Linked DNA regions of Homo sapiens: regions 2 and 3 are each linked to region 1. Evidence: read pairs that join two places in POLR2A ChIA-PET (ENCODE). Cell type or tissue: CD4-positive, alpha-beta T cell. All regions are shown on one strand. Each heading gives the region's core, and the rest is flanking DNA. Links, peaks and the distances in the headings are about the cores only. Region 1 holds the start of PPP1CA (protein phosphatase 1 catalytic subunit alpha). Region 2 overlaps TMEM134 (transmembrane protein 134). Region 3 overlaps KDM2A (lysine demethylase 2A).

Evidence for each region. ChIA-PET counts read pairs that join two places held together with the same protein. Peaks named below come from ENCODE experiments on the same cell type or tissue, not always from the same donor. Only the 100,000 strongest peaks of a DNase experiment are listed, where the experiment ranks them.
Region 2: POLR2A ChIA-PET joins it to region 1 with 19 read pairs; 28 of 35 experiments call an interaction of 5 or more read pairs at or near these places.
Region 3: POLR2A ChIA-PET joins it to region 1 with 10 read pairs; 11 of 35 experiments call an interaction of 5 or more read pairs at or near these places.

What each region holds. Positions count from the first base shown.
Region 1 is chr11:67,398,583-67,407,005 of GRCh38, reverse strand. It overlaps PPP1CA (protein phosphatase 1 catalytic subunit alpha), which reads left to right and starts at 5,148. Exons shown (of 7, transcript NM_002708.4): 1 at 5,148-5,278; 2 at 5,807-5,938; 3 at 6,087-6,317; 4 at 7,341-7,445; 5 at 7,843-8,066; 6 at 8,150-8,284; 7 at 8,361-8,423. The coding sequence starts at 5,224. It overlaps TBC1D10C (TBC1 domain family member 10C), which reads right to left and starts at 2,923. Exons shown (of 9, transcript NM_001369496.1): 1 at 2,652-2,923; 2 at 1,822-1,921; 3 at 1,500-1,607; 4 at 1,305-1,411; 5 at 989-1,103; 6 at 314-379; 7 at 1-179. The coding sequence starts at 2,803. RefSeq lists enhancers at 1,776-1,945, 8,337-8,423 and a silencer at 4,887-5,666. In CD4-positive, alpha-beta T cell, for the core only: no CTCF peak of the experiment used is centred there; DNase peaks (open chromatin) are centred at 2,105, 3,155 and 5,065; H3K4me3 peaks cover 4,385 bases; H3K27ac peaks cover 4,192 bases.
Region 2 is chr11:67,461,552-67,467,612 of GRCh38, reverse strand. TMEM134 (transmembrane protein 134) reads left to right here. Exons shown (of 7, transcript NM_025124.4): 3 at 23-112; 4 at 225-301; 5 at 2,513-2,557; 6 at 2,757-2,810; 7 at 2,917-5,903. The coding sequence ends at 2,999. CABP4 (calcium binding protein 4) reads right to left here. Exons shown (of 6, transcript NM_145200.5): 6 at 5,861-6,061. Among named protein-coding and RNA genes, the nearest start is that of TMEM134, 4.7 kb to the left of the region's middle. In CD4-positive, alpha-beta T cell, for the core only: no CTCF peak of the experiment used is centred there; DNase peaks (open chromatin) are centred at 2,792 and 3,492; H3K4me3 peaks cover 1,497 bases; H3K27ac peaks cover 1,987 bases.
Region 3 is chr11:67,237,399-67,242,398 of GRCh38, reverse strand. All of the region lies in intron 12 of KDM2A (lysine demethylase 2A), which reads right to left. Among named protein-coding and RNA genes, the nearest start is that of GRK2, 27 kb to the left of the region's middle. RefSeq lists enhancers at 1,278-1,447, 2,028-2,107, 2,298-2,357. In CD4-positive, alpha-beta T cell, for the core only: no CTCF peak of the experiment used is centred there; DNase peaks (open chromatin) are centred at 1,218 and 2,428; H3K4me3 peaks cover 3,166 bases; H3K27ac peaks cover 3,124 bases.

The DNA.
Region 1 (8,423 bases), core at 2,018-7,017:
AAGGCATCCCAGACACGCAGCACTGTGGGGAAGGGCAGGGAGCGGGCGAAGAGGCACAGGAACCACTCGGGCAGGTACAGCAGGGGTCCGACGCCCACCTGCTGCAGGTGCTTGTGCACGTGCGGAAGCAGCCGCCGCAGCAGGGCCATGAACACCTCGGCGTCCAGCCGCACAGCCTCCTGTGGCCACGTCCATCAGCAGGCCAGCACCGCCACCCCCAGAGCCCAGGCTCAACCTCCCTCAGTCCCCAGACCCCCACCCACTCACCGGGCCCCTGCCCCTCCTTCCTCCAGCCCCCATGTCAGCCTCTCACCATGTGGGGCCCGTAGTACCCAGGGAGGTAGACCTCACAGATCTGCACCAGGCACCAGAAGGCCTCCTGGGGAAGGGGCAGGGCACAGGCCTGTAAGTGCTCACCAAGGAAGGGACCGTGGAGGAGAAGGCAGGACAGGGGAAAGGAGTGAAGGGGAGGGCCTGGGCACCACAGGGGCCTGCACTCAGGGCCACTCCTAACCTGCGCAGTTCCTGGAAGCCCTTCCCAAAAGCCCCCTCCTCTGCCCAAGACAGGGTCTGCTGAGGGGTTTAGGGTGTTGGAAATCACAGGGCTCATGGTGTTAGATTTGAAGGTCACAGGGTTGGGGTTCACTGGCCAAGGGTTGGGAGTGTCCCAAAGTTCAAGTCCTGGGTTTCTGGGTCTTTGGGGTTGGGGTCGCAGTCCCCAAGTTCAGAATCAGGAGTCGTGGGGTCAAGGTGATAACATCCAGATTCCTAGATGACTGGGGTCAAGGCTGGGGTCAAGGGTCCCAGGTTCCTGGAGTCAAGGTCATTAGGCTTGAAGGTCACTGAGGCTGGCAGTCATGAGGACCTGGGTCACTAGGACAGGGTCCAGGAATCAAGGATTGCAGGTTTCTGAGGCCACAGTTCCTGGGGATGGGGTTCCCTGGGCCTAGGTCACTAGGGTTCCCAGAGCAGGGTCAAGGTCACTCACCTCTGGGGGCAGGTGCATGAGCAGCACAGCAGCCACGGGCCCCTGGGCCTGGCAGTAGCCCTGCTCCGGTCGATACAGGGTGTAGGCCTTGAGCACCTGCAGGAGCCCCTGCTGCCTGTGCCGGAAGACCCCATAAGGGGCCAGTCCTGCAGGCACCCCCTTCTCCACCCTCTGGGGGCCTCTGCCCAGGCCTCAGCCTCCCTGGGCCTTCCTGGGTCCCCTGAGATGCAAGACTGTAGAGCTGGGCTAGGGAAAGTGGGCTGGAGCACCTGGGGCTTGTGGGGCTGGGGGTCCCTGGGCATCACCGGCCTCGTACCCGTGGCCCTGAGGCGACACAAACATCTCGTGCAGAGGGAATTGACGGTGCAGGTCCCTGCCAATGGTCTCCATCCACTGTGGGTCTCCAGGGGCCTCTGCCAGCTCCTGTGGGTAGCCAGGAAGGTGGGTGTGAGGGTTCAGTGTGGTGAGGGGCTCTGGGTAGGGGAATTGGGGCCCCTGCCCACTCCCTCACCTGATAGGTGCCAGGGCTGTTCTTCTGGCACACATGGGCCCCACACAACAGGGGCCAGCATCGGGCGCGCAGGGCAGACGGGATGCCTTTCCGGCACTGCATCTTTACCTGTGGGTGAGGCCAAGGGCTCCACTAGGCAGCCTCCATAGCTCCTGCTGGCAGGCCCCAGGCACAGCTCATCAGCAGGCAGGGGCCCACTTTGGGTGGCAGGGAGCAAAGGCCGGAGGTGCTGGGACACAGGGTGGGTACATTTTGCCAAGATGTGGGCTGAGGCAGAGAGGAATGAGCCATGGAAGCCAAGTGGGGCCCCTGCCCCCCTCACCTTCTTGTACCGCCGGGACATGGTTTTCTCCCAGTGCGAGGTCATCTCCACCCACTTCATCTCCCGTTGGCGGATGAGGTCTGCAGGTGGGTGGCCCGGCCTGGGGGTGCATGGCACAGGTATCCAGACGCTGGGCAGCTGTTACCCAAGGCCCACACTGCCACCCTCCAGGCTACCCAGGTGAACCCAGCTCCTGGCCCTAGGGATCTCTGGGAGCCCTGTGGGGTGACCTGTGACCCAGGAGCTGCCAATGCTTGTCACGGGGACAGGAAAGGATGTGGCTCCGACGTGGGCAGAAGCAGGAGACTGAAGGGGTGAGTGGGTGTGTATTGGGGGAGGGACTGGTTGGCTGTCACCCAGGACAGGGACACAGACAATTCATAGGGGAAGCTGGCTGGAGAGAGCCCTGGACTGGAAGCCCAGAGTCCTGAGTTTGAGTCTGGGTCTGTGTCTGATCTGTGTGACCTGGGGCAAGTTTCTGTCTATATCTGGACTTGTGTTTCTGTCTGTAGCTTGGGGAAAGGGGGAAGGAGGAGGTATGGGTTCTGTGATTTGGATCTGGGATTCCTGAGCCAGAGGTTCAAAGGGGAAGGATGTTCTGCCCCAGTAGTGGGTGCAAACCCTCGGAGGCTGGGGGTAAGAGACGTACAGAGGCCTCCCCGGACCCTTCCCACCTTAGGGTTCCACCTGGCACCTGCAGAGGGGTGCTACTGGCTGAGTCCCCCTCCCAATCCCTACCACCAGACCCTCCCGGCCTCCCTCCAGAATTCAGCCCTCAGCCCCCTGTCCTCTGTCCCAGCATTCCGCCAGCCCTCACCCTGCCCCCTTACCCTGGCTCTGCTGAGCTGCCCCCAATGAATCCATAGCGGTCGGCCTGGCGATATGGGCCAGGCCCGCTGAGCTCTGAGTCGGACCCCAAGGAGCTGGAGTCATCCTGCAGCTCGGGAGGCTGCACCAGGTCCTCCCCCAGGGCCTGGGCCATGGTGCCCGGGGCCTTCGATGCCACAGGCAGAGAAAGTGGGGAGAACCAGTGTGAGGGGCCACTCCCGGCCAGCCTGGGGCCTGGCTGCGGGGTCAGAGGGGGGAGGTTTCAGGGTATCTCACCAAGCCCCCTATGTCTCCTCTTTTATGGGGGCAGGGGCTAGGCCCTGCCCTGACAGAAAAGCCAGGCCTCTGTCCGGAGACCCAGCCCCAAGCCCTGCCCCTGTCCCCACCAGCCCAGCTCACCTCCCGCAGCACCTCACCTCCTCCTCTCACTTCCTCCTCCTCCTCACACAGCTTTGGCAACCGCTGGGGGCCCCTCCCAAGGGTGGGGGGTGTCACCCCTTCCTCTCTGAGGCTCTTCCTGCCTGCCCCAGTGCCCCTGAGCTGTGGGCTCCTCCCACCTTCCCCATGGCCCCAGTGACTGCAGGCTTGAGTTCCTGTGCTGGTGTGGAGGGCCCAGGACTGTTAGACGCAGGGGCCGGGCCACCTCCAGTTCTTTTGTTTGTTTCTTTTGAGACAGAGTCTCGCTCTGTTGCCCAGGCTGGAGTGCAGTGGCGCGGTCTCAGCTCACTGCAACCTCCACCTCCCGGATTCAAGTGATTCTCCTGCCTCAGCCCCCCAAGTAGCAGGGACTACAGACAAGCACCACCATGCCCGGCTAATTTTTGTATTTTTAGTAGAGACAGGGTTTTTGCCACATTGGTCAAACTCTTGACCTCAGGTGATCCATCCACCTCAGCCTCCCAAAGTGCTGGGATTGCAGGCATGAGCCACTGCGCCTGGACTTCATGTTTGTTTCTTGAGACAGGGTCTTGCTCTGTCACCCAGGCTGGAGTGTAATGGCACGATCTGGGCTCACTGCAACCTCCACCTCCTGGTCTCAAGAGATCCTCCTGCGTCAGCCTCCACAGTAGCTGGGACTGCAGGCGCGCACCACCATGCCCAGCTAATTTTTGTATTTTTTGTTGAGACAGGGTTTCGCTGTGTTGCCCAGGCTGGACGCAAGAGACCATCCCGCCTTAGCCTCCCAAAGTGCTGGAATTACAGGCCTGAGCCACCACGGCAGGCCCACTTCCAGTTCTGAGGTTACTGGCATGTAAAGCACCAACTCAGGGTTCCAACAAGAATTAAGGTTCATTTATCGTCTGCTCTTCTTTTTTTTTTTTTTTTTTTTGAGACAGTCTCGCACTGTCGCCTGGGCTCCACTTCCCAGGTTCAAGCGATTCTCCTGCCTCAGCCTCCCAAGTAGCTGGGATTACAGGAGGCTCCCATCATGCCCAGCTAACTTTTTGTATTTTTAGAGAGATGGGGTTTCACCATGTTGGCCAGGCTGGTCTCGAACTCCTGACCTCAAATGATCCGCCCGCCTAGGCCTCCCAAAGTCCTGGGATTACAGGCGTGAGCCACTGTGCCCAGCCACGTCTGCTCATAAAGTAATTATTTTTATGTGCACACCCTGCAATATTACTGTGCTACTCAAAAGCTAATTATGGGGCCAGGCTTGTTGGCTCACGCCTGTAATCCTAGCACTTTGGGAGGTCAAGGGGGGTGGATCACTTGAGGTTAGGAGTTCAAGGCCACCTGGCCAACATGGCGAAACCCCACCTCTGCTAAAAATACAAAAATTAGCTGGGCACAGTGGCGCACGCCTGTAATCCCAGCTACTCCAGAGGCTGAGGCAGGAGAATCGCTTGAACCCGGGAAGTGAATGTTGCAGTGAGCCAAAGTCGCGCCACTGCACTCCAGCCTGGGGGACAGAGCAAAACTCTGTCTCAAAAAAAAAAAGCGAATTATGGGACTTATAAGAAAATATTAATTTAGCATGCCCCAAGGACCAAAGTGCGCTGGGAATTCAGCCGTAGCTGTCTTTGAGTGTGGTCAGCCGCCTGGGCGCCACAGAGACCCACGAAGAAGTGGGGGGTCCTCCGTGAATGCGAGGTCCAGGCTGTTTTTATCTCTTGAGCCTCAGTTTCCTTTCCTGCACTTGGAGCAGTTAACCCTCAGTGCCTAGCAGCCGGTTATTAACATGTTCACAACACCTTCCACCCAGGGAAGGGGTGGGAAAGTCTGTTGGGCTTTTGAAAGAGAAAAACAACTTCCACAGTCCTTCCGGCCCCACATCCTCTGAACAGGGCTGGGCGCCTCCTCTGGGGCGTAACCAGCTTGGTCACGCCCCCGACAGACCCCGCCCCCAGCCCGCCGCCGAGGCCCCGCCCCCCGGGCCGCCGCGCCTCACGTCCAGCGGGGGCGCTAGAGGGCGGGGGACTGGGCGGGGCGGGCCCGGGAGGCCTGGAGGCGGGGCCGCGGGCCGGGGGCGGACTGGGGCGGGCGGAAGGAGAGCCAGGCCGGAAGGAGGCTGCCGGAGGGCGGGAGGCAGGAGCGGGCCAGGAGCTGCTGGGCTGGAGCGGCGGCGCCGCCATGTCCGACAGCGAGAAGCTCAACCTGGACTCGATCATCGGGCGCCTGCTGGAAGGTTGGTCGGGGCGGGGGAGGCCCGCGTCCGCCGCGCCCTGGCCCCCTGCCCGGCCCGGAAGTGGCGCGCGGGCGGGCCCCCGGGGCCAGCTTAGACTGGGCGGGGACGGGCAGCGAGGTTCCGTGGCCGCAGCTGCCCCCCCGCGGACGCGCCTGAGAGGTCCGGGGCCAGCTCCGACGCGCGGAGCAGCTCCCCCCCTCTCCCGGGCTGGGGGCGCACGGGTTGCCTGGGCTCTTGGGGCGAGGGAGAAACCCGGGAAGCCCGGTCCAGGAAGGGGTCCTGCGCTGTGAGGTTTTTGGTGGCAGCCCCCTGCGCACGACAGTCGCCTCCCGAGGCGCTGAGGGTAGCTGGGGGCTTCCCCTGGGAGGCTTGAGGCCGCGGTCCCGGGAGGCTCAGCAGCAACAGCTGCCTGTGGGCAAGGAGGGGCCGAGGAGGCCTAGGCGCCCCCGGAGGTATCCATGGGGCCACCCGTGTCGCCCACCCTCCTCCTGTCAGGGTCCAGGGTCCTGACACCCCATTGCGCCCCAGTGCAGGGCTCGCGGCCTGGCAAGAATGTACAGCTGACAGAGAACGAGATCCGCGGTCTGTGCCTGAAATCCCGGGAGATTTTTCTGAGCCAGCCCATTCTTCTGGAGCTGGAGGCACCCCTCAAGATCTGCGGTGAGCCCCCGGCCCAGGTCCCCTTGCCTTCCTAAAAGTGGCACTGGACCCCACAGAGTTCCTGGAGCCCTCCTCCCTTGAGCGCAGTCCTGGCCCTGGGTTCAGGTCTAGACCTTGCATCTAGCTTACCCGGTTCCCTGGGTCACAGGTGACATACACGGCCAGTACTACGACCTTCTGCGACTATTTGAGTATGGCGGTTTCCCTCCCGAGAGCAACTACCTCTTTCTGGGGGACTATGTGGACAGGGGCAAGCAGTCCTTGGAGACCATCTGCCTGCTGCTGGCCTATAAGATCAAGTACCCCGAGAACTTCTTCCTGCTCCGTGGGAACCACGAGTGTGCCAGCATCAACCGCATCTATGGTTTCTACGATGAGTGTGAGTGGTCTGAGCGTCTGGGGCTGCCCGGGTCCTGAACCGCACTCTTTGCCATTCAGTGGGACCTTCACATTGGCCTGATATCTGACAGACACTTGATAGACTGTGCGCTCCACGAAGGCGGGGCCCAGGTCCGTTCTCGTGCCTGCCCTGCCCCTCCTGGCATGGGGTCTGGGGAATGGTTGCTGACTGAAGGGCTGCCCGGATTCTAGTGCTTTCCCCCAGGGCCCTGCCTGGTGACACTCCCCCTACATTTGCTACTAAGCACTTAGGATGTTTGCAGATGGGCTCTGCTGTCCAGAAGCTGAGATAAACCAGACCTGGACTTGGCCCGGCTCATGGGTGGGGGCATGCGAGGAGTGCCAACCCTGAGGCTGGTCCAGATTGGAACTTAGTTTCCAGTGGACTCGGGTGCTTTAGAATTACTTCTGGCAGGAGGCCGAGGCGGGAAGATCCCTTGGACCCAGAAGCTCCAAGTTACAGTGAGCTATGATCTTGCCACTGCACTCCAGCCTGGGTGACAGAGCAAGACCCTGTTTCTTTACTTTTTTGAGACGGAGTTTCACTCTTGTTGCCCAGGCTAGAGTGCAATGGTGTGATCTCGGCTCACCACAACCTCCGTCTCCTGGGTTCAAGCGATTCTCCTGCCTCAGCCTCCCAAGTAGCTGGGATTACAGGCATGCGCCACCACGCCTGGCTGATTTTTTTGTATTTTAGTAGAGACGAGGTTTCTCCATGTTGGTCAGGCTGGTCTCGAACTTCTGACCTCAGGTGATCCGCCCGCCTCGGCCTCCCAAAGTGCTGGGATTACAGGTCTTAGCCACTGCGCCTGGCCAGATCCTGTCTTCTTTAATTAAAATAAAAAGTAACTAGAATTGCTCCTGGAAGGCTGACAGGTGGCAGGGGTGGGGGGTGGTTTGCATCGGTGCCTGACTCTCTCCTCCCAGCCACGGCTGAATAGCCCAGGGACCCTGGCTGAGGGTGGGGTAGGCAGGCACCTCACAGCCACCTCCCCCTGGGCAGGCAAGAGACGCTACAACATCAAACTGTGGAAAACCTTCACTGACTGCTTCAACTGCCTGCCCATCGCGGCCATAGTGGACGAAAAGATCTTCTGCTGCCACGGAGGTGAGGGAGGGGATGGCTGGGGAGGAGGAGCACTGGCCGCATCCCTCAGCACCCGGCAGCTCTCCTTAGGTCTCATCTGGGAAGTCACTCCTTCCAGGAAGTGTCCCCCATACCCCACTGTGCTGGGCTGCACTCACTTCCTTGATGTGTGTCCTACATGGAGTGGGCTTGTCTCCTTTCTCCCGGGAGCTCTGTGCTCCTGAGGGCAGGGATGCCTTTGTGCCTGTTTGGGAACTTGAAAAAGCTGAGGGGAAGGGGATGACTTCTGCCTGTCTAGGCGCCCAGGAGACCAGTGGCGGGACCAGGAGGGTGGTGGGAAAGGTGGGGTTCATTGGCCAAGGCTTCCTGGAGGGAGGATGTCCTTGTTTGAGGAAGTGACCTTCCCCCGGCCCCCCAGGCCTGTCCCCGGACCTGCAGTCTATGGAGCAGATTCGGCGGATCATGCGGCCCACAGATGTGCCTGACCAGGGCCTGCTGTGTGACCTGCTGTGGTCTGACCCTGACAAGGACGTGCAGGGCTGGGGCGAGAACGACCGTGGCGTCTCTTTTACCTTTGGAGCCGAGGTGGTGGCCAAGTTCCTCCACAAGCACGACTTGGACCTCATCTGCCGAGCACACCAGGTGGGCTGGTGGCTCCGGCCTGCGGCAGGGGAAGGGGAGGGCCGTGCCTGCGCTCGGGACTGACTGCTCCCATCCTCGCCCAGGTGGTAGAAGACGGCTACGAGTTCTTTGCCAAGCGGCAGCTGGTGACACTTTTCTCAGCTCCCAACTACTGTGGCGAGTTTGACAATGCTGGCGCCATGATGAGTGTGGACGAGACCCTCATGTGCTCTTTCCAGGTGAGTGTGGGGAAGAAAGGAGCCGCTAGGCCCTGTGGCTCAGCCCCATGAGCCTGACCAACACTGTCTCTTTTAGATCCTCAAGCCCGCCGACAAGAACAAGGGGAAGTACGGGCAGTTCAGTGGCCTGAACCCTGGA
Region 2 (6,061 bases), core at 861-5,860, 62 kb before region 1:
CACTGGGCGCCTGTCCTGGCAGGGATTCCAGCCGAACTTCCATCCGCAGCTCCCAGTGGTCCTTCAGCACCATCAGCAGCAGCACCCAGCGCTCCTACAACACCTGCTGCAGGTGAGCCTGCCCGCCTAAGCCCCCAGCCGAGCAGCCCTGGCTCCACCCCCACAGCCTCCTGCACCCCCTCCCTCCACCTCCTTCACATTCACCCTGCTCTCCTGCCACCCAGCTGGACCCAACACCCTTTGATCCAGAAGAACCGCCGAGTGGTGCTGGCCTCCTTCCTGCTCCTGCTGCTGGGGCTGGGTGAGTGGCCCTGAGGGTTGGGGTCAAGAGGGGCCCCGTGGGAGGCTCTGCCCTCCTTTTGTACAGGCTCTGCCTCCCCCTTGACACTGAGCCTCCCAGCATCCTGAGGAGGCAGCTGGCTGCCATCATCACACTCCCATTTTACAGGTGAGGAGACAGAGGCCTTGTGACCTGGGCACACAGCCAGGAAATCACACATAGCTGAAAATGGAACCTGGCTTATCACTGCAAAGACTTTTCCTTTTTTAAAAAATTTAACCTGTTTAAATCCATTAGAGGACAGAAGAGTAGCAGCTACCATTTATTCTGTGTCTACTCTGGGCAAGGTGCAGGGCAGTTTTATTTTCCCATCTTACAGAAGTCCTACAAGTGAGGTGGTGCCCAGAAGCCACGTGTAGGGGCTCAGGGATGCCGAGTGCCCAGCCAGTGCAGAGCCGCAGGGCACCTGGCACTTCCCCTTGTCTGGCATCTAAGCACTGACAAGCACCCCTCTCCTACCCATTGCTCAGATGGGGGAACTTTTGGTCCAGAGCAGGCAGATCTCACACCAGGTGTTCTTTGGCTCCCAGGCACCTCGTTCTTTGGGGTAGAGGAGGCAGAGTCCCCAGAAAGGATCCAGGGTTGGGGTCACGAGTGATCCATAAGAAGGGACTAACTGTGGCTGCTACCCTGGCTCATCTCTCCGCTTCTCCAGGAAGGCCAAGGCTCCCCAGCCAGCCAGGCCCCTGGCACAGAGTCTGGCCTCTGCTCAGGGTGTTTGAGTGTGGGGGAGGGGGCTGCCACTTCCCAGCACCGCTGTACACTGGCCCTGGTAGTGCTGCCAAGTTCTTTCATTTTTCCCCTCAACCCAGCAAGGCAAGCCTGGGGCTACCAGAGCGCCTTAGAGGGCCTTTGTAGGGTGCAGGGAGTGAGTTTCAGCCCCCATCATACCCTATACCCCTTTATTTTTATTTATTTATTTTTTGAGGAGGAGTCTTGCTCTGTCGCCCAGGCAGGAGTGTAGTGGCGCAATCTCGGCTCACTGCAACCTCTGCCTCCTGGGTTCAAGGGATTTTCATGCCTTAGCCTCCAGAGTAGCTGGGATTACAGGCGCGCGCCACCACACCTGGCTAATTTTTTGTATTTTTTTAGTAGAGATGGGGTTTCACCATGTTGGCCTCAGGTGATCCACCCACCTCAGCTTCCCAAAGTGTTGGGATTACAGGCGTGAGCCACCACGCCCAGCCCTTTTTATTTTTTAGAGACAGGGTCTTGTTCTGTTGCCCAAGCTGGAGAGCTGTGGTATGATCACTGCAGCCTCAAACTCTTGGACTCAAGCCATCCTCCCAGCTGAGCCTCCCTAGTAGCTGGGACTACAGGCATGTACCACCATGCTCAGCTAATTTTTTTTTTTTTAAAATAATAATAGAGACAAGGTCTCACTATGTTGCCCAGGCTGGTCTTGAACTCCTGAACTCAAGTGATCCTCCTGCCTCAGCCTCCCAAAGTGCTAGGATTACAGCCATGAGTCACCACGCCTGGGCTGGGCTAATTTTTTTTTAACCTTTTATAGAGATGGGGATCTTGGTATGTTGCCCAGGCTGGCTTCAAACTCCTGGCCTCAAGCGATCTTCCTGCCTTGGCTCCCTGAAGCACTGGGATTACAGGCATGAGCCACCACACCTGGCCCACCCTTTTTGAAGTAGTCTGGGCAATGCACAAAGCAGTCCATGGTGGCCCCCCAGTCCCCCAGGCTTACTACCCCCCTTGTTGCAGAGCCCAAAGTCCAGCTCCTCATTCCCCCATCACTCTTCTAACTGGGGACCCAGGACTCCTGCACTGCCCTGTTCTTACCCCCTATATCCCAATCACCTGTACTGTTAGCTTTCAGGTTCTTATTGGTTCCTCCACTAAGGACGGGCCATGAGGGCAGGGACCTTATCTGCCCTTCAGGGCGGAATTCCCAGTACCAGGCACGCAGTAGGTGTTCCATAAATGTTTGCTGAATGACTAAAAGCCCACCCCAAGGAACAAAGAAAAATCTCTCCTTTCACACACTTCCCAGGGCCTGCTCAGTGCCTTGCTCTGGAAACAGAGCTTGGTGAGCTTCCTGGGGAGGGTCTCTGCCTAGGGCACCTTCAGCTCAGGTGGTGGGTGAGCCGGGCTGGGGGTGGGAGCCCCCGCCCTCACCACTGCTCCTGCCCCCACCCCCGCGGCTCCGTCTGTGTGCAGTGCTGATCCTGGTCGGCGTGGGACTGGAGGCGACCCCCTCTCCAGGTGAGCGACCCTCCCGCCCCCACAGGCAGAGGACACCCCTGTCTTGTGTCCACGGGTCCACGGCAAGCCCTCCCACCTCCCGGCAGTACACGGCTCCTTTTCAGCTGGGAGTGAGGCTTGCCCGGGCAGTCAGCGGCAGCCCGGAAGGCCTCGAAGCCTCCGCCCCCTCGCCCTGACCGGGCTCTGGTCCCTCCCGCAGGTGTCTCCAGCGCCATCTTCTTCGTGCCGGGCTTCCTGTTGTTGGTGCCTGGAGGTGCGAGCGGGCACCGGGGCGGAAGGGGCGGGGGCTGTGGGGCGGCACTGGGGGCGGTGTTGCGGGGAGGGGCGGGGCTTCTGCGCTGACAGGCCCCGCCCCGCAGTCTATCACGTGATCTTCATCTACTGCGCGGTCAAGGGCCACCGGGGCTTCCAGTTCTTCTACCTGCCCTACTTCGAGAAGTGATCGCGGCGCAGCGTGGACCCCTTGCGCCCATGGGGGCGCCCCTCTTGCCCTGTTCCGTTCCCCTCATCTCAAGGGAAGAGGCCCTCCAGGACCCTCGAAACCCCAGCCCCTAGGGAGTTTGCTCAGGAAGTTCGGGGCATGCAGGCCTGGCCCTGGGAAAGCCGCCCGTCGCCTGCTCTGTGCCTTAACTTATTCTCGGGCCGTGCGGCTGCTAGGTTGCTGTTATTTTGTGCTAATAAAAGAGTAATTAATTCCACCAGAGGCAATTGCTCTCCTCCTGTCCTGCCACTGCTAGCCCAGCCCACCAGCCTGACCACAGCCCCCCTCCCAAGGACTGACCCTGACGCTGAAGGGCTTCGAGCACCACCGAACGCGTGGCAGCCCTGATGCTGAGGCTTGCCCAAGGGCACGGGGCATGTTAGGGGCAGAGCTGGGCGTAGGACTCCTGCCTTGCCAGCCAGGAGCCGGCCGGAACAGCCTGCCCCACCCCCAGCCCTTGGATGACTCAACCAGCCCGTCTCTGTCTGGTGGCCCTGGCCGAGGGCACGCAGAGATGACGCAGGCCTGGGACCTGGAGGCTGGTATCCTAGTTCCAGCCTGGCTCTGGGGCCCTGGGCTGCCACAGCCAGCCCTGAATGTGGGCCATGTCAAGGCAATGGCCCAGCCCCCTCCACCCACTGCCCTCCTTCCCAGTCCCAGAGGTTGGGAGAACCTGGGGGCAGAGGGCATAGGAAGCCGCGCCTGACAGACACCCTCAGTGGTCAAAGACTTAGAAATGCAGAACGTTAGAAACAAACCATCTCAGAATTTTGGAACATCAGCATTTCAGAATCTTACGAAACAAGAAACAGAATCTTTGAGAAACCTGAAATCTGAGATCATAGTAGCTACCAGTTATCAATTTGTTGAAAGACCCCAGGATGGCCGGGCACGGTGGCTCAAGCCTGTAATCCTAGCACTTTGAGAGGCCAAGGTGGGAGGATCGCTTGAGCCCAGGAGTTCGCGACCAACCTGGACAACATGGCGAGAACCCATCTCTATTTAAAAAAAAAAAAAGAAAAGAAAATATACTAGGCCCTGCGCTAAGCACTGAACACGGGTTATATCTTGTAATCTTCACTACCTCCGTCCCATTTTACAGATAAGGACTGACTCACCCAAGGACAGCCAGCAGGTGGTAGGTAGAATTAGGAACGTAGCCCAGGGCTCTTCCCATGACACTGTCGGGGAGGGAGAAGGAAACCGGCACTGAGCTGGTCTCCCCTACCGGCCAACCAAGAGGCTGGCTGAGTGAGCAAGGGTTGGGAGGCCCTGTTGGTGCACCTGCCCGTACTGTCTATCTCCCCCACCAAAACACGGGTCCCACAAACCACTGTCTGCAGCACCCAACACAGCGGGGCCTTCAGGATTCTGAGTTAGAGGAATGGACACCCAGACTCTTGCTCTCGCTCCCACCTTTCCAGGCCCCGCAGACTTCCCACCCTCATCCCCCATTCAAGGCACTTAGGGGGCACCCATTGGATGCAGGAACTCCTAAACCAGTGGTCCCCCAACTAGCTATGGTAAAGGACCAGTTTTCATTTCTAATCCATCACGGTCCAGTACTTTCATAAGAAGAACTAGCCGGGTGCCGTGCCTCATGCCTGTAATCCCAGCACTTTGAGAGGCCACGGTGGGAGGATCACTTGAGCCCAGGAGTTCGAGACCAACCTGGGAAACATGGGAAAACCCCATCTCTACAAAAAATACAAAAACTTAGCCAGGCATGGTGGGGCGCCTGTAGTCCCACCCACTTGCGAGGCTGGAGTGGGAGGATCACGGAGCCTGGGAGGCTGCAGTGGAGTCATGATTGCACCACTGCACTCCAGCCTGGAAGACAGACTGAGACCTATTTAAAAAATAAATAAATAAATAACATAAAAATTTTAAAAACTAGAAAAATGAAATAAAAAACATACAGAGGCTGGGCGTGGTGGCTCATGCCTGCAATCCCAGCACTTTGGGAGGCCGAGGCAGGTGAATCATGAGGTCAGGAGTTCGAGACCAGCCTGGCCAACAGGGTGAAATCCCATTTCTATTAAAAATACAAAAAAATTACCGGGCATGGTGGTGCGCACCTGTAATCCCAGCTACTCAGGAGGCTGAGGCAGGAGAATCGCTTGAACCCGGGAGGCAGAGGTTGCAGTGAGCCGAGATCACGCCACTACACTCCAGCCTGAGCGACAGAGCGAGACTCTGTCTCCAAAAAAAAAAAAAATACAGAATACAAGTCCACAGTTTATCAGATTAATTAGACATAAAATTACATTTCAATAAATATAATCAGAACAAACATAGGAAAAAGGAAAAATGACAAAAACCATTGAATATGAACAAACAGGCAATTAACACAGAATCGCAGCTAACAACTTTTTACTCCTTGTTTTTTTTTTTTTTGTTTTTTTTTTGAGACGAGTCTCACTGTCTCCCAGGCTGGAGTGCAGTGGCCCGATCTCGGCTCACTGCATCCTCTGCCTCCCGGTTTAAGCGATTCTCATGCCTCAGCCTTCTCAGTAGCTGCGACTACAGGCACATGCCACCATGCCCAGCTAATCTTTGTATTTTTAGTAGAGACAGGGTTTCACTATGTTGGCCAGGCTGGTCTCCAACCCCTGAGCCACCTCGCCCGACTTCATTCTACAGTCTTAACAGAAAGCAATTTCAGAAGTGGTGATTCCCATCATTAGAAGTCTGCGTTAGGAATCAGCAAGGTATAGTCCACAGAGTGGTTTTTATATTTTGTAATGGTTGGAGAAAAGTCAAAGAATAATAAGATTTTATGACATAAAATTATATAAAATTCAAATTTCCATGTCAATAAATGAAGTTTTACTGTTATTTATTAAAATTTCTGATATAGCCACACTCATTTGTTGACTTGACTTTGCACTACAAACTTCAACAGCAGAGTTGCGTGAGCAGCTGCAACAGAGACCAAAGCCTCAAAGCTGAAAATAATTATTCTCCAGCCCTTTACAGAAAGTTTCCCCACCCTTAGTCTACATGAACACTTTGACAGAACA
Region 3 (5,000 bases), core at 1-5,000, 160 kb after region 1:
ACAGCCTAATGTGCAGATTCAACCCAGGGCTCTTTTCTTCTAAGGCTGATTACAGAAATCTCAATCTCAAATCTCTTTCTTTCTCTCTCTCTCTCACACACACACACACACACACACACATACACACACCCACAGAGTCTGCTATTTGCCTTTATTCCTCTAAATGGGGGAAAGGAACAATCTTAGGGGCAAAAGTTCTCATGGCATTACCAATAAAATTTAAATGACTTACGAACAATGCTACAGTGAGAAAATGCCACTTAAGTGAATCACACTGGTTGACTGTTATTTTGAAACAAATATATTTTTTTTAATTTTTATTTTTTAGATGGAGTCTCACTCTGTTGCTCAGGCTGGAGTGCAGTGGCGCTATCTCGGCTCACTGCAACCTCCGCCTCGCCTCCCGTGTTCAAGCTATTCTCCTGCCTCAGCCTCCTGAGTAGCTGGGATTACAGGCACCTGCCACCATACCCAGCTAATTTTTGTATTTTTAGTAGAGACGGAGTTTCACCATGTTGGCCAGGCTGGTCTCGAACTCCTGACCTCAGGTGATCCGCTTGCCTCGGCCTCCCAAAGTGCTGGGATTACAGGCATGAGCCACTGCACCTGGCCAAATCTTTTCGTTTTAGACAGAAACTCCTGAAACCCAAATCTTCTAGTATAATGGAATCCTTCTTCTTCTGACCTTATGAGCCCTAAAGCAACACCAACAGCAAAATAAATCTGGGAGACAAGTTACATGATTCCTTTTCTGGCTACCCTAGGTATGTATGTACAGGATGGTAACTGTTTCGGCAAACACTAAACTCTGATCCTGGACAGGTTAGCAAGTCTGGGCCATTGCTAATAATTTTTCTCATAATCCTGTGTGCTCTGTCCCGGAGACCAGGACTTTTATGTATTTTCATTCTTAACCTAAGGATCCTGCTCCAAATCCCAAAGTTGGGTCTCAGAAAGACCCTTTCACTCATAGCCAAGAAGCTCCTCTACTAAGATCCCCTTTTGCCAAGTCTCCAGATGCCTCTCACCTTCCCCCAAACTCATTTCATCTGCGGATGTTTTATTTACTTCAAGTTGCTATGGCATCCTTTTCTGTTAGTACCATACAGCGTGGGGGTGAAGAGGCGGGGTGTGGTGCCACGTGGGACAAGGCTCTGGTATGGGCTCCTAATCTCCCTAGGGTGAAAAATTCAGGTCCATTCAAAATGTGTGCTAGGGAGTGCATGGCTCCCCTCCCCCACTTCGCACTGACGAAGAGTAGGACTCTGCCCATTTCCTCTGCTGAAGTGAACTGAGCTGTCCACAAACGGGGACTTTCCACTTTCAGCAAAACAGACTGCACAGTAAGATCTGCGATTGTTCAAGAGTAGAAAAGGAACTTAACTGTTCACCAAAAGCAGTCTAATTCTACCTGCAAGATTTTTGTGGGGAATAGGGAAGGGTAGGCGGAAAACTGTGTCGGTGTGTGTGTGGGGGGTGGCAGCTGTTCACACATACAAGACTCAGTTACTGGGGTATGTGTGGGTGTGGAGGGAAATGCAGATTTCCTTCCAAGCCTTATTTTGCTGGGGCCATTCAACCAAGCACGCCCTGCTTTCATCAAAAAAGGCAGACTCCAGCTGAGGCCCTACAAGAAACCATATAAAGAAGCCACCACCCTTCACTAGAGGGGGTTTGGGATAGGAGAGCGGGGGTGGAGTGCGGGAAAGGCTGACGCCTATCTCGGCTCCAGGCATTCGGGAGAACATTTAAACACAAGCCCACACCCTACAGATCACAGGAAGGGAAAGAGAACAGAAGGTGCCTGGGCAGAGAGGGAAAGGATTCTCAAAAGCCAACCAACCCAATTCAAAAGCACATCCCACCAGGTGAGGGAACAAGTGCAATGACGGCTCAAGCAACACGAAGTAACATAGCATTGTCCTGGACTCGCCCGGCAGGCAGTTTCTCCTGCCTCTTCACTGAGACAAAAGTCCCTATAGTTACACGCACCCCAAACCAGAAAGGGTTTGCCGATCGACCCCCTGACCTTTCGTTTCCCGTCGCTCTGGAGCTGCCGAGGCTCTTGGTGAAGTTTCCCCAGCGTCTTTGTTTTGTTTTCTGTACTGGAAGTTCTCCTGAAGGAGTTAGATATTCTGCCTCTGGGAAAATCCGGATTTACTTGAATATTCTGGAATCTCCCAGAGCACATAGGGCAGGGCAGTCCAGCTCTGACCCTTCAGACTACCCAGAGGGAGCAGCGTGCAGCGCTCTGGGCTCCTTCTCGAGCCCTTCAGCTCAGCCGCGGCTTCCTGTGCCTGCGAACAATGCTGCTGCGTCACCCACATGCAGCTCCCAGAAATGCTTTGCAACGGAAGATGGCAGGAGGGGGAGCCGAGCGAGAGTGAGCGAGCCAGGCAGAGGGCCCAGCCGTTCTGCTGCAGAGCCGGGAGGGGGTGTGTTCAGCAACTGCTTTCTTCCTCGCGATTGGAAGAGGCCCTGCCAGGGAGGAGAGCTCAGCCACAGCCCCCGCCCTGTCTCCCTCCCACCACCACTGCAATAGGAGAACCTAGGGCCAGCCCCCTGAGGGCTCCCGGTGGCAGACTTCTGAAGGCGCCAGCCAAAGGGAAGGCTTTAACTCATTCTGCGGGCTACACTAGGCACCTTGGCCCACATTTGTCCTTGTTTCAGTCCACACCCTTCCCCTCAGGGTCACCTCTCACTGTTACCACTGTTACTGCCAGAGCTCTCTGGCTGACTGCACACACACTTCTCTCTCCCCTCTCAGCAAGTAGAGGGGGTCGCCCAAAGTTCCGCCTCTCTGGATGAACTAGGCACAGGAGCTGAGTTCCTCTTGAGTTATCTTCTCTCTCCGGCACACTGCCTGCTTCACCTGCCCTCGCTGACTTGCTCCCAGCCCACAATCCAGAATCTGCCTATGTGTTCCAAAAAACCTTCAGAAATGGCCCATGTCAGCCAATATTGAGATATTCAATAAAATACGGCTAACATCAACTACATCTAAAACAGATGCCTGCTTCTGATTCTGACAAGGACTCCACCCCCACAGTACAGTACTAGAAATGTCTGCGCAGCAATCCTGCAGCAGTTCCACCGTGACCAAGTCAAACAACTGAGGCACAACACACTTTGCCCTCCTGCCTCTAAACAAGGTGCAGGAAGCCAGGGAACACACATTCTCCCAATTCCAGCAGTCTCCTCTGCCTGTAAGATTATCCTACCCTCAGAATACCAGTATTGTACTCTTGGATTTCCATTTCTATTCAAGTCTGTTTGCCTGTCTCATTCTTGATATTCCCCAGATGAAGCAGCCAGTCCTGCATCCTGTCAAGACACCTCACTGCCTTCTCACAGCCACTCGGACTGACAAGTATTGCTCACACCTCTGCACAACAAACCCTGATCCCCGGATCCCCAGCTGGGATGAAGCTCAGACTGAACACACACTCCTTTCAGTCTACAGGAGGAAAGGAGGGTGCACACTCTGGTTGAGTTTCTAGTGATCCACAGTGTACCAAACATCAGCATGGGAGAACCTGAGTAGGAATCAAATACTTAGCAGAAACAGTTTGGGTCTTTTTTAGAGCCAATGTGATTTTTATGTGACTTTTAGACCCTTACAAATGTATAACTTGCCTTTTTTGCAGATGCTCTGATTTAAGCATCTAGCTCTTAAGCATTCTTATTTATTTCCAGGACAGTTGTTTGAGTGAGTTTCTGGTACAGATTTAGTGGCTAACTAGGCTTTCTAAAGTCTGGAGCTTTGCTGCCAGGGGCTACATATGTTATTTTTATAGTAGTTTACCAGGGGAAGGACAGACTTTTGTGCTCTCGGCTGAGCTTCTCCTGGAAATGCTTATATGGTCATCCTAACCCTAAACTTCTCCCGGACACTGTATCTTAAGACTCAAGACCCACTGCAATCGGCTTATTTTGTTTGAAAGGCTTTCCTTAACAGTGATCTAGCTATTGAGAGGTCTTCTTGGAAAATGCTTATTTTGATCTTCAGTGCTATCTATATTATAGAGATAGTAAAGTATGAATACTTAAGAGAAAACATATTACTTTAAAACAAACGTAAGTTCAAGTTGCAGCAAGTGCAAATTCTAGAGGCCACCAGGAAAGGAAAAAAATCACATCGGGCACTAGGAAACTCACTCCCAGTAAGTTTCCAAATCACAAATTAAACAAGGCCTAACTTTACCCCCTCCTGCTAATTGAGAATAAAAGATAGGCAAAAAAGATAAGAATTACTAAGACCATGACATTACATAATACAAGAATATAAGGAAAATATTTAAAATAATTATATGTAACTTTAAGCATATATGCCTCATAACTGAGTTACATTACTTAAAACTTTCTATTCAGTAAGAATGTATGAATTATTACAAATATCTTGTTAGTAAATATTGCAAATAAAGTTTTATTTGTATAAATAAATATATCCTATAACAGGATATAAATTTTTTTTTTTTTCAGACAGGGTCTCGCTTTGTTGCCCAGGCTAAAGTGCAGTGGTAGATGACAGCTTACTACAGCCTAGACCTCAGCCTCCTGAGTAGCTGGGACTACAGGTGCACAATACCATGCTCAGCTAATTTCTTAATTTTTTTGAAGATGGAGTCTCACTATGTTGCCCAGGCTGGTCTTGAACTCCTGGCCTTAAGTGATCCTCCTGCTTCAGCCTCCCAAAGTGCTGGAATTATAGGCATGAGCTAACACATCTGGCCTAGGTTGCTTTACAAAAAAAAATCTGTAAGCCTGGACCCAGGACAAACAAACAAACAAAAAGCTGAGTTGGTTGGGTAAGGTGGCTCATGCCTGTAATCCTAGCACTTGGGAGGTCGAGGCAGGAGGATTGCTCAAGGCAAGGAGTTCAAGATTCAAGACCAGCCTGGTCAACACAGCAAGACCTCGTTGCTAATAATAATAATAATGATAATAATAATAATAAAGAAAAATTTAAAAACATTTAAAAATCTGGCTTAATGGAATAA